2 separate regions of the Homo sapiens genome follow, and region 2 is linked to region 1. A link is a contact called in ENCODE Hi-C or POLR2A ChIA-PET data. All regions are on one chromosome and are shown on one strand. Each heading gives the region's core, a stretch centred on a gene start or an enhancer-like site at or near the end of the contact. The rest is flanking DNA. Distances are from core to core; before and after follow the strand shown. Region 1 holds the start of PALM (paralemmin). Region 2 overlaps MED16 (mediator complex subunit 16).

Region 1 (5,630 bases), core at 1,204-3,703:
TTAATTTTTTGTAGAAATGGAAGTCTCACTAGGTAGCCCAGGGTCTTCACCTCCTGGATTCAAGTGATCCTCCTGCTTCAGTCTCCTGAAGTGTTGGGATTACATGTAACAGTCACTTCATTCACCCTGAATCATTTATGTAGGGGACAAAAATCACCGTCTCTCCAAGGACAGAACTTCTTTTTTGTTTTGTTTTGTTTTGTTTTGTTGAGATGGAGTCTTGTTCTGTCACCCAGGCTGGAGTGCAGTGGCGCGATCTCTGCTCACTGCAACTTCTGCCTCCCGGGTTCCAGCCATTCTCCTGCCTCAGCCTCCCCAGTAGCTGGGATTACAGGCGCGCACCACCATGCCCAGCTAAGTTTTGTATTTTTAGTAGAGAAGGAGTTTCACTGGCCGAGCGTGGTGGCTCACACCTGTAATCCCAGCTACTAGGGAGGCTGAGGCAGGAGAATTGCTTGAACCTGGTAGACGGAGGTTGCAGTGAGCCGAGATCGCGCCATTGCACTCCAGCCTGGGCAACAAGAGCGAAACTCCGTCCACCCCAGCCAAAAAAAGAAGTGGTTTTGCCATGTTGGCCAGGCTGGTCTCTAACTTTTGACCTCATGATCCACCAGCCTCAGCCTCCCAAAGTGCTGGGATTACAGGCGTGAGCCACCGCGCCCGGCCTGGTCTCAAACTTTTGACCTCGTGATCCACCAGCCTCAGCCTCCCAAAGTGCTGGGATTATAGGCGTGAGCCACGGCGCCTGGCCGCAAAAATGGAACTTCTGCATCACAGGTGACTAACGGTGCCAGGCACACAGTAGGTGTTCAATAAATCACTTTGGACTAAAAGAACACAGAGGCCAAGGGGAAGTGAAGAAACGACTCACAGGTCAGTTTTATTGGGTGCCTAGTGCAGGGGTCAGTACACTACGGCCCTCGGATCAGCTCTGGCCCTCTGCCTGTTTTTGTAAATAAAGTTTTATTGGGTGCCTAGTGCAGGGGTCAGTACACTACGGCCCTGGGATAAGCTCTGGCCCACTGCCTGTTTTTGTAAATAAAGTTTTATGGGCACAGAGCCATGCCCATGGTTTTACATATTGTCTCTGGCTACTTTCACTCTGCGATGGCAGAGCAGAGTCATTGCCGCAGAGACTGTGGCCTGCAATGCTGAAAATATTTACTCTCTGGCCCTTTACAGAAAAAGTTTGCCAAACCCTGAGCTAGTGTGTGCTGGGCCCTGTGCCAAGCCCTTTGTGTGTGCTCACTCAGTTAACCCTCCCACAGCCTTAAGGGTGGGGGCAGGGGGGTGGGGGGGAATAAGGCTCCGAGAGGTTGAGAAACAGACCCAGGGTCACACAGCTTGGAGATGGGTGAGCTGGGAATCAGACAGACCCGGGACCCCTGATATTCTTTAGGATCTTAGCTTTGTTAACCTTTGCTAATTTATCTTATTGTCTTAAATGCTAAAATGAATACACATTCATTGTAAAAAGGGAGGAATAAAGAAAAGGTGTTGACGGCCTTCTTCAGCCTGGGGTACATCCTGCCGTATCTTTCTCCACAGCTCATCCGGGGCTACTTTCCTTTAAATCTACAGCCATTCAGCAAACATCGGCAGAGGAGAACCGTTTTATAAGAAAACTAAGAAGTTTGGAAGAATCTTTCCTTCCTGCCCACCCTGGACCCCCATGAGTAGGTGTGCTGGGGCTGGTCTGCAGTGTTCTCACGGGAAACCAGGAAGCTGGGCCCAAGGCCTACATGTTGGGGAAGACAGGTCCTGCCTGTCTCCTGCTGTGGCTCCCCAGTGCTCTGAGGACAAAGCCTGAGCTCTCCCTGATTCTCCACCGTCCCTCTCACTCACTCTGGTCGTCTGGTCGCTGGGCCTTTAGTGAGTGTGCCATGGGGGCCCTGGGGCCGATTAAATTCCAGCCCCGGGGACCAGGCTCAGCTCCCAGCCAGGGCACAGACAGATCAGCACCTGCGGTTGTCTCCACCCCAACCCCCGGCCTTTGCAGGCACAGCGCCCTCCACCAGATACTCCGGCAAAGGAGGCCTGGGGACCCTGCGAGCGGGGCCGGGGGTGCAGGGAGCTGTCAGCTCCTCGCAGCGGCCTCCCCAGGACCCCCCTATCCCCTCGCTCGCCCTGAAATGTGTGTCCCTCTCGGCGTCTGGGCTCTCGAGAAAGGCCTTTGCTTGTCTGACTTCGCGAGGGTCCCGGCTCTGGCCCAGGAGCTGGGGAGGGGCGGGACTTGGTGACAGCCGGGTCCCAGCACCGCGCCCAGACCTAGGCCCTTCTCAGGGGTGCCCCGGGGCGGGGCGCGCGGGGCGGGGGGCGGCGGCGGCGCAGCCGGCAGGAGGCGCAGCGCCCGCTCGCAGCGCGGGGAGGTGGGAGGGGAGCGGGGCGGGGAGCGGGGCGGGCGGGAGGGAGAGGGGAGCGCGCCGGAGACGCGCGCGCCCAGCCCACCCCCCGCGCCCGCCGCCGCCCGGACAATAAACAGCAGCTTTGCGCGGGGCGATGCCCGAGCCGGTGCCGCCGCCCCCGCGCCGCGCAGCCCCGGCCGCCAGGCCTTAGCCCGCCCCGGCCCCCGCCAGGCCGCGTCCCCCTCCCCTCCCCTCCCCCGCGCGCCACCCGCGCCCGCCCCCGCCCGGCACCGCGGACCCACCCGGACCTCGGCGGGGAGATGGAGTGAGTAGGCGCGCTCGGGCCGCGGGGCTGGGGGCCCGGAGCTCCGGGAGCCGGGGAGGGGGGAGGCCCCCTCTCTCGCGCCCCATTGGGGGCGTCGCTGCCCCCGCGAGGAGCAGGAGGCGGCGCGGGGCTGCTGGGGCCGCAGCGCAGCCGGGAAGAGACTCGGGCTGGGCCGCGCCTGCCGGGAGGCCTCCCCGCTCCCGGACCCCGGCTGCCCACCCACCGGCGCGTGGGGACCCGGGCAGCGGCGGCTCGGGCCAGTCCAGGACGCGGGGAGGGGGAGGCTCGCGTCTCCGCCCGCGCCCCGCCCGCGTCTCCAGGGCGAGCCTCGGCTCTCGGCCACCTGTGGGTGGCCCCGGGGAGATGGAGCGACCCCTCCCCAGATTGCACCGGTCCGGCCTCGCGCTCACGCACCCTTCCCCCGCCCCAGTCTGAGCGCACGGCTCCTGGCGCCCTGGACGCGCGCGCGGGCCGGTGCCCCCCACCCCCGCCCTTCCCAAGGGCCTCCAGGGGTGTCCTGAGCCCCCCGCCACTGCGCAGGTCCCGAGTTACCGCTGGAGGGAGAGGGGCTGCCCTCGGCTTCCCGGGTCTCTGGGGTGTGTGAGAAGGGAGAGGAACCGGCGTTTTCCAGCGGGGCGCCTGGGTGGGATACCCTCTCGGGGAAGTGTCTCGGAGCTGGGGCTCCACTGGTGTAGCTACAGGAGTGGGCTGGCCCTGGGCTGGGATCCCTGGACCCCCGCATGGCTGCGCCTGTGTGTGTGGGGGGGGGGTGGCCAGTGGAGGCACCGAGCGAGGGCGCGTGGTCATTTCGGACACCGGTCCCCTCCTCCCGGTGCTCGGGTGCCCCTCTGCCCCTCACTCCCACAGGTGGGCACTGCACGGGCAGGGGTCAGGAGGCTCCTCCTGGGGTCACCCACCTGCCCACTTCAGGACAGGGGAGCCAGCTGCCCTGCTGAGGCCCGGGTCCCCACCCCAGCCCGAGGACCGAAGACCGGATCTGGAGGCCGCCTGTGGCCCCCTGCCCTTCCCACTGGGCGTGTTTTCTAAGCCGCCAACTTTCCCCGGGGATTCACCCGTGACCCGCCACGCCCGCGGCTGGGTGGGGGCCGCTGCCTCCCTCCCTCCCTGGGAAAGCGAGACACCCAGTGTCCTCTGCTTTTGAAAACCCAGACAAAGGCCTGACCCCTCTCCCCGTCACCCCGCCCCGGGAGCTCAGCCAGGGGCTCAGGGGAGCCAGGGCCCAGACTTGCCTGCTCCACACCCCCACCCCCCAGCCTTGTTTATCTGCCCTGCTCGCCAGGCCCCGGAGGAGCCTCTGGGCCTCTGACAGCCAGGCCTGGGCAGGGTGTGGCTGTGGGGAGGGGGCTGCCTAGGAGGACGACGGAGATCTCCCTCCCAGAGGAGGGGTGTCAGCGAACACTCCGGGTCGGGCCCATTGTTTCCTTCCTGCCACCCCTTCCTTTCCCACGGGGGATACTGAGGCCCAGAGAGGAGCTGCTGCCCCCCCCCCACCCCCCCTCCATCACACAGCACCTGGGGCCGGGGGGCCTCGGTGCCTCCTGCTCTGCTCCACGGTTTCTCCGTCCTGGGTCAGAGGGTGGCCCACAGGTCCCCCATTGGGTCATCATTGCTTTTGGGGATGCAGACATGGGACAGGCACCCAGTGTTAACCGGCTGCTGTGAGCCGCCATTCGAGGACGACTCTCTCCCCGGTTCCCGGGCTGACAATGGGTGGGGACAGGCCCATCTGGTGCCGCCCGGCCTTGGACACCTGCCCCCTCGTTCTTCTCCCCGGCGGGCTTCAGGCACGAAGGCCCCGTCCGCTAGAACGTGATCGCTTGCCTCCTCCCGTTTCCACAGATTTTCCAGTCGAAGACACGGGAGCTGGCTGTGGTTTGTGGTGGTGCCCGTCTCGCTGGAAAGTTTCACAAATGAATTTAAGAATTTAAAGAATTTTAAATGTCATTCAAGAACAGGTTATTTTTTGTTAATGTGAGGATTTAAGGAGAACTAGCGGGTTGCTAACCACAGGGCCGATGCTGCCAAGGTGAGGAGAACGTCCAGGAAGGAGCTGGGGAGAATCTCTGCTTCGGAGAGAATCTCTGTGCTCTGGGAGGGTTTGTGTGGCCCCTGCGTGACACATGGTCTGGCTGGTAAAATAAAGATATTTTGGCCTGGAGCAGCCATTCTCCAGCACCCACAGCCCTGTCCTGGGTACAGGCAAGGCTCAAACCCCCGGGATAGGGAGGAGAACAGACTTGGGCCTGGACAGATGGTCAAGACCGGCCCAGACTCCTCCCTGCTCGCAGACCTGGAAATTTTCAATAGGAAAGTCTCCGTTGGGTGCTAACTGGGTCCTTAACGCTCCTTCACACTTGCTAATCCCCCTTTTTAATGAGAGGCAGAGCCTGTTAAAAGGCAACAGTACCTAGTGATAATTGAATTTAATAACAAGCTTTTACTTCCGTTGTATCTGTTTCTTCCTCCATGTTTCCGCTGTCTTGTTTGTGGCGGTGGCTTCTGGTTTGCCCAGTGTTGATCACAATATAATGTTTCTTTCTAAAACAAGGCGATTTGATTTACACTGGAGTGGTTTTGAAGGCAAGGAATAGACAGATACTGTCCAGGAGGTGGCGGAACATGGGAAGGTGGTTTCTTTCTTTTTTCCATGTTGCCCAGGCCAGTCTCGAACTCCTGGGCTCAAGCGACTTCCCTGCCTCAGCCTCCCAAGTAGCTGGGACGACAGCATTGCATGGGAAGGTGGTTTGAGAAGTGCAGGCGTAATTTATTCACTCGGCAACCATTAAGTGGGTACCTGCCTTTTCCACGGCCCTGTTTTGAGTGCTCTGTATGTGTGTGAATTCCTCTGATGCTTTTTTTTTTCTTTTGGAGACAGAGTATCTCTCTGTTGTCCACACTGGAGTGCAGTGCTGCGATCTCCACTCACTGCAACCTCCGCC
Region 2 (5,355 bases), core at 1-2,500, 160 kb after region 1:
CATACACACAACCCGACAAGGAGAGACAGCAAACAGGTGCCTGGAAGTGGCTGCCATCCCAAAAGCACCCACACAGAGCATGGACCTGTGCTAGGAACTGGGGAAATAGCAGATATCAAGGCAGAGCCACTGCCACCTGCAGGGGCTTATGTTCTGGCGGGGGGCTCAGGCAGGACTTGTGTTTTGGTAGGGAGAGGGGAGCGGGGAGAGGGGAGAGGGGAGAGCGGGGAGAAGGGAGAGCGGGGAGAGGGGAGAGCGGGGAGAGGGGAGAGCGGGGAGAGGGGAGAGCGGGGAGCGGGGAGCGGGGAGAGGGGAGAGCGGGGAGCGGGGAGAGGGGAGGGGCGGGCGGGGGTGCCTCACAGCAGATCCAGAGCTTGGTGAGCAGGCGGAAGAGCAGGGACATGCTGTCCTGGGTATCCGAGGTGGCCGTATACACGGGCAGGCAGCTGGGCTTCAGAAGGCCCCAGATGCGGATGACCACCATCAATTCCCGAAGCATGCCCAGCGAGGTGCCGTCCCGCAGAAAGCTGTGGCCCGGCCTCAGCAGGGAACCCTGCCCGAAAGAGGCATCGGTGTGGCTGGGGCGGCGGGGGGCAGATGGCGATGGGATGAAGTGTCTTGGGGTCGGTGGAACCCCGACCGGGGGGCAATGGGCAGGGTCTGGGACATTTGTGGTGGTCAGGACTGGGGTGCTTCTGGCACCGAGTGGGTGGATGCCGGGGACGCTGCTCAGAGCCCTGCAGGGCCCAGGACAGCCCCATTTGCAGAGTCGTCCCATCCCTGAGAGTCCACAAGACTAAGACGAGGCTCTGGCTGAGGCCAATATCCCCACCTGCACGTGGAGGAGCAGCCGCCCCCTCCTACAGCTGCGGGCCCGGGCCCCTGGTGACTGTACTGGGAGCTGAGAGGACCAGGGAAGGGAGGCCCCAGGGGTGGCCCCTGGCAGCCTAAAGCCCCACAAAAAGAAGAGAGGGACTTCAAACCGTCCGTGATGGGCGCGGTGGAGAAGGGCGGGCCCCAGGGCAGGATGAAGCCGGGTGGGTGGGGCAGAAGAAATCACAGCTGGGGCAGGACAGAGTGTACCGGCGGGGGGGTGGGGGCGAGGTTGGAGCCCTGGTCAGGGGCGCACAAGCCGCAGAACTGAAGGTGGAGGTGTGGATGGAGACTTGATTTCAAGGCCGCCCACCCCAGGCGCAGGGAGCTGGGGAGGGTAAGGGGTGGGGGCAGCAGCAGCAGAAGCAAGGCGAACCGGCCTTCGTGTAGGGGTGGGGCTGAGAAGGAGCAGGGCCTGGGAGGCGGGGCTTTGAGAATGGGCAGGAAGGGTGTGGCCAAGGAAAGGCTTCTTACAGCAGAGGCTTCATGGAGAGGAGGGCTCCGAGGTGGGGGAGGGCTCCGAGGTGGGGCAGGGCTCCGAGGTGGGGGAGGGCTCCGAGGTGGGGGAGGGCTCCGAGGTGGGGCAGGGCTCCGAGGTGGGGCAGGGCTCCGAGGTGGGGCAGGGCTCCGAGGTGGGGGAGGGCTCCGAGGTGGGGGAGGGCTCCGAGGTGGGGCAGGGCTCCGAGATGGGGCAGGGCTCCGAGGTGGGGCAGGGCTAGGAAGTGGGGCAGGGCTAGGAAGTGGGGCAGGGCTAGGAAGTGGGGGTTTAAGAAGAGACAGACTCAGGAAGTGGGACTCCAAGTAGGGGTGGGACTCCAACCAGGGGCGGGGCTGAGGTGGGACTCCAAGCAGGGGCGGGACTCCAAGTAGGGGCGGGACTCCAAGTAGGGGCGGGACTCCAACTAGGGGCGGGGCTGAGGTGGTTTTGAGGGGCAGGGGCAGGGAAGCGGGGTCCTGATGAGATGGGGGCCCAGGTGGGGGGCGGGGCCTTAGGGGAGAGCATGGCGCACCTGGTTGGGTAGGCTGGCCAGCAGGTACAGCACGAAGTCGCCCACCCACTGCAAGAGCTGCTGCAGCGCCTGCAGTGTGTTCATGTCCAGCACAAATTCCTCCGTCTTGAGGTTGATCATGACCTTGTCAATGTCTACAAGGAGACGTGGGTCGGGTCAGCTCGGGCCTCTTGTACACACAGGGTGACCTAACTGCACCCCTCGGTCCTTCGACCTGCACTGAGTGCCCACCCAGTACCAGGACACAAGGGGACCCACACCGGGAACGAGAAGGGGGCGATGGCGTTGCCGGACGGAGAGGAACTGGGAGCCCACTGCCTGCCCCCCCCCGGGGGCCGCTGTGCTCAGCACCAACCAGCTTCTCTCGGCCTGCAGGCCTTGGCGTGGGCAGGTCCCCATGCCAGGGCCACCAGTGCTCAGGCCCGGCCTGCTGGTGCACATCTGCCCCCTGCTCCGAGGTGAACTCTGTGAACACAGGGGCATGTCCACAGCGTGCAGCTGCAGCCACCCCCGGCTGGCAGCTGGCGGCGGTTACACACCCAACAGATGCCTCTCGGATGGTGACTAGGGTGGTCCCACAGAACTAACCATGACTGTGCACACGGCTCCCAGCTACCAGGAGTGCCACGTGTCCACACTCAACCGGGTACTCCAGACAAACGATAACCCTAAATTTTTTTTTTGAGACAGAGTCTCACTCTGTCGCCCAGGCTGGAGTGCAGTGGGGTGATCTCAGCTCACTGCAAGCTCCGCCTCCCGGGTTCACGCCATTCTCCTGCCTCAGCCTCCCGAGTAGCTGGGACTACAGGCGCCCGCCACCACGCCCGGCTGATTTTTGTATTTTTAGTAGAGACGGGGTTTCACCGTGTTAGCCAGGATGATCTCGATCTCCTGACCTCGTGATCAGCCCGCGTTGGCCTCCCAAAGTGCTGGGATTACACACGAGTCGCCACGCCCAGCAACCCTAATTTTTAAAAGAAACAGCCTGCCAGGCACAGTGGCTCACGCCTGTAATCCCAGCGCTTTGGGAGGCAGAGGCGAGTAGGACACCACGTGCTGGGTGAGCCTGGGCAAGCTGCTTAGCCTTTCTGCCTCAGTCCCCTTACGGCAAAACGGAAGGAGGAGCAGACCTGCCTGCACAGGACCCGGGTGCCGGGTGTCGGCCTGGGAGCGTCTCAGCCCCCAGGAGTAGAGAGAGGTGAAAGGATCGCTTGAGCTCAGGTGGTCAAGACCAGCCTGGGCAACACAGTGAGACCCTGTTGCTACAAAAAATTAAAAACCGGGTGTGGTGGCACGTGTCTGTAATCCCAGCTACTCCAGAGGCTGAGGCGAGATTGCTTGAGCCCAGAAGGCAGAGGCTGCGCTGAGCTGGGACTGCGTCACCGTGCTGCAACCTGGATGACACAGTGAGACCGTCTCTAAAAGCCTGGGTGTGGTGTAATCCCAGCCTTTAGGCTATATCCCAGCACTTTAGGAGGCCGAGGCGGGCGGATCATTTGAGGTCAAGAGTTCGAGACCAGCCTGGCCAACATGGTGAAACCCCGTCTCTACTAAAAATACAAAAAATCAGCCGGGCGTGGTGGCACGTGCCTGTAATCCCAGCTACTTGGGAGGCTGAGGCAGGAGAATCACTTGAACCAGAGAGGCGGAGGCTGCAGTGAGCTGAGATCGCACCACTGCACTCCAGCCTGGGCAACAGAGTAAGACCCTATCTCAAAAGAGTAAAAAAAATAAATAAAAATAAAATAAATAGATGAAAGAAACCTCGAGGCCCCGGGCGTGGAAAAGGACCCACCGACGTCGGTGATCTTGGTGCAGATCTCGGTCAGCCGGTCGCCGGGGCTCTTGTCAGGCGTGTTGAGAAAGTGGGGGCGCAGCAGCGACTTCAGGGTGGAGCTGATGGCGATGAGGAAGAGCTTGGTGTGGTAGTCGCACACGCGGGTCACCGTGCAGGGCGACAGCTTGCAGAGCGAGGCCTTCATGGCCAGGATCCGGGTGGAGAGGACCTGAGGGCAGGAAGCCAGGTCACCCCAAGGGGCCGGAGCAGAGGCGCCCGCCAAGGCTCCAGCTGAGGAGAAGAGCAGTTCGACTCTGACACCAGGCGCTCGGTCAGCTGGGCAAGCTGCTTCGCCTCTGCACCTCAGCAACCTCATGGCAAAACAGGTGCGGAAGACCAGGCGCACAGGACCAGGTGCTGGGTTCTCAGCTGGGAGCGGCTCTGCCTCTGGTGGGGGCCCCTGGTGATGTCTGGAGATATTTTTAGTTGTCACCACTGGGGGTGCCCCTGCCAAGTAACGGGTGGAGGCTGGGGAGGCTGCTCAACAGGACACCCCCATCCCAGAGGCTGCTCCAGCCCCCGATGTCTGTGGTGCCTACGGGGAGACCCTGGTCTAGAGAGAATGAATGAATGAGCTGAAGCATTTTGGGAGGCTGAGGCTGGAGGATTCCTGGAGGCTGGGAGTTGGAGAGCCTGTGCAACGTAGGACACCCCATCTCTACAAAAAATAGAAACAACTAAAAACAAAAATGAAACGCTTGGCACACAGCGACGGCCCAAGGAGGGAGAGGGCGAGGTCTCGCCATCACTAGCGCTGTCACTGGCTACGGATCCCAGCCACGCTGGGGTTTAGCCTCGCAGCCCCCGCCTGGGTCTCACGCGTTTCTCGGCAGGCTGTGCCGTGAATGGGATTTTTTTTTTCCCATTTTATCTTCGTATTGGTTTCTGATGGCACAGAGGAAAACAAGTGAAGCTCAGAGGGCTGGTCCCACGTGCAGCTGCCGGCTGAGCTCGTTAGATCTGAGGTCCTTCGAGGACACTCTGGGATTGCAGGCACATAACCACACCACTGCAAGGGACCCTTCTGGCACGTGGGCCTCCGTATCCGCTCCCTCCTCTCCTTCCGACGGGCGGGTCTCTGTGTGTTCATCTTCTGACCGTGTTTGCTGAGGCCTCACACCACAGGGCCACCGGGTGTGCATCCTGGTACCCATCACATTCTGAGAGGATGGCTTAGAAAGATACCTCCAGACTGGGAACACTGGAGAGGGGAGCCGTCCAGGGGGGATCAGGCCTTACCTGTGGGGCTTAACGTGTTACAGAAGAAACTTCCCAGGTAAGGAAGGAAACTGCTTCTCTGAGGTGCAGCTTTCCTGGACGGGCCTCTGGGAGCACACCCCACACGCAGCCTCACCTGCCACAGGCTACCTGCCCCTCTTGCCCTCCGCCTGCCATAGAGCCCCCAACCTGCCGCAGGGAAACCCCTCCAGCTGCCACAACCCCCACATCTGCCGTGGGGACCTCTACAACTGCTGCAGAGACCTCCTCCACCCTCCAAGGGAACTCCCTCCCTGCTGCTGGCACTTTACTGACCACGGGGCCCCTGCCTGCCACAGGGACAGCCCCACCTGGCACGGGACCACCTGCCACGGGGCCCCCACCTGCCACGGGGCCCCACCTGCCACGGGGCCCCCA

The links. Hi-C counts contacts between places; a loop is a spot of excess contacts on that map. ChIA-PET counts read pairs that join two places held with the same protein, here RNA polymerase II (POLR2A). Pooled maps may share reads with other maps.
Region 2: POLR2A ChIA-PET joins it to region 1 with 12 read pairs in A673. The contact joins the enhancer-like site here to the promoter of PALM in region 1. A Hi-C loop is called at or near these places in 3 of 50 pooled maps. POLR2A ChIA-PET finds 5 or more read pairs at or near these places in 3 of 52 experiments (A673, HepG2 and K562).

The regions. Positions count from the first base shown.
Region 1 is chr19:706,482-712,111 of GRCh38, forward strand. It overlaps PALM (paralemmin), which reads left to right and starts at 2,454. Exons shown (of 9, transcript NM_002579.3): 1 at 2,454-2,670. The coding sequence starts at 2,666. RefSeq lists an enhancer at 1,451-2,011 and a silencer at 1,464-1,700.
Region 2 is chr19:871,566-876,920 of GRCh38, forward strand. It overlaps MED16 (mediator complex subunit 16), which reads right to left. Exons shown (of 16, transcript NM_005481.3): 10 at 3,679-3,889; 11 at 1,884-2,017; 12 at 361-553. Among named protein-coding and RNA genes, the nearest start is that of CFD, 15 kb to the left of the region's middle. RefSeq lists an enhancer at 1-237. Within about 2 kb of position 1,251, at least 15 of the 41 ENCODE cell types and tissues checked have a DNase peak (open chromatin) inside an H3K27ac peak, as active enhancers do.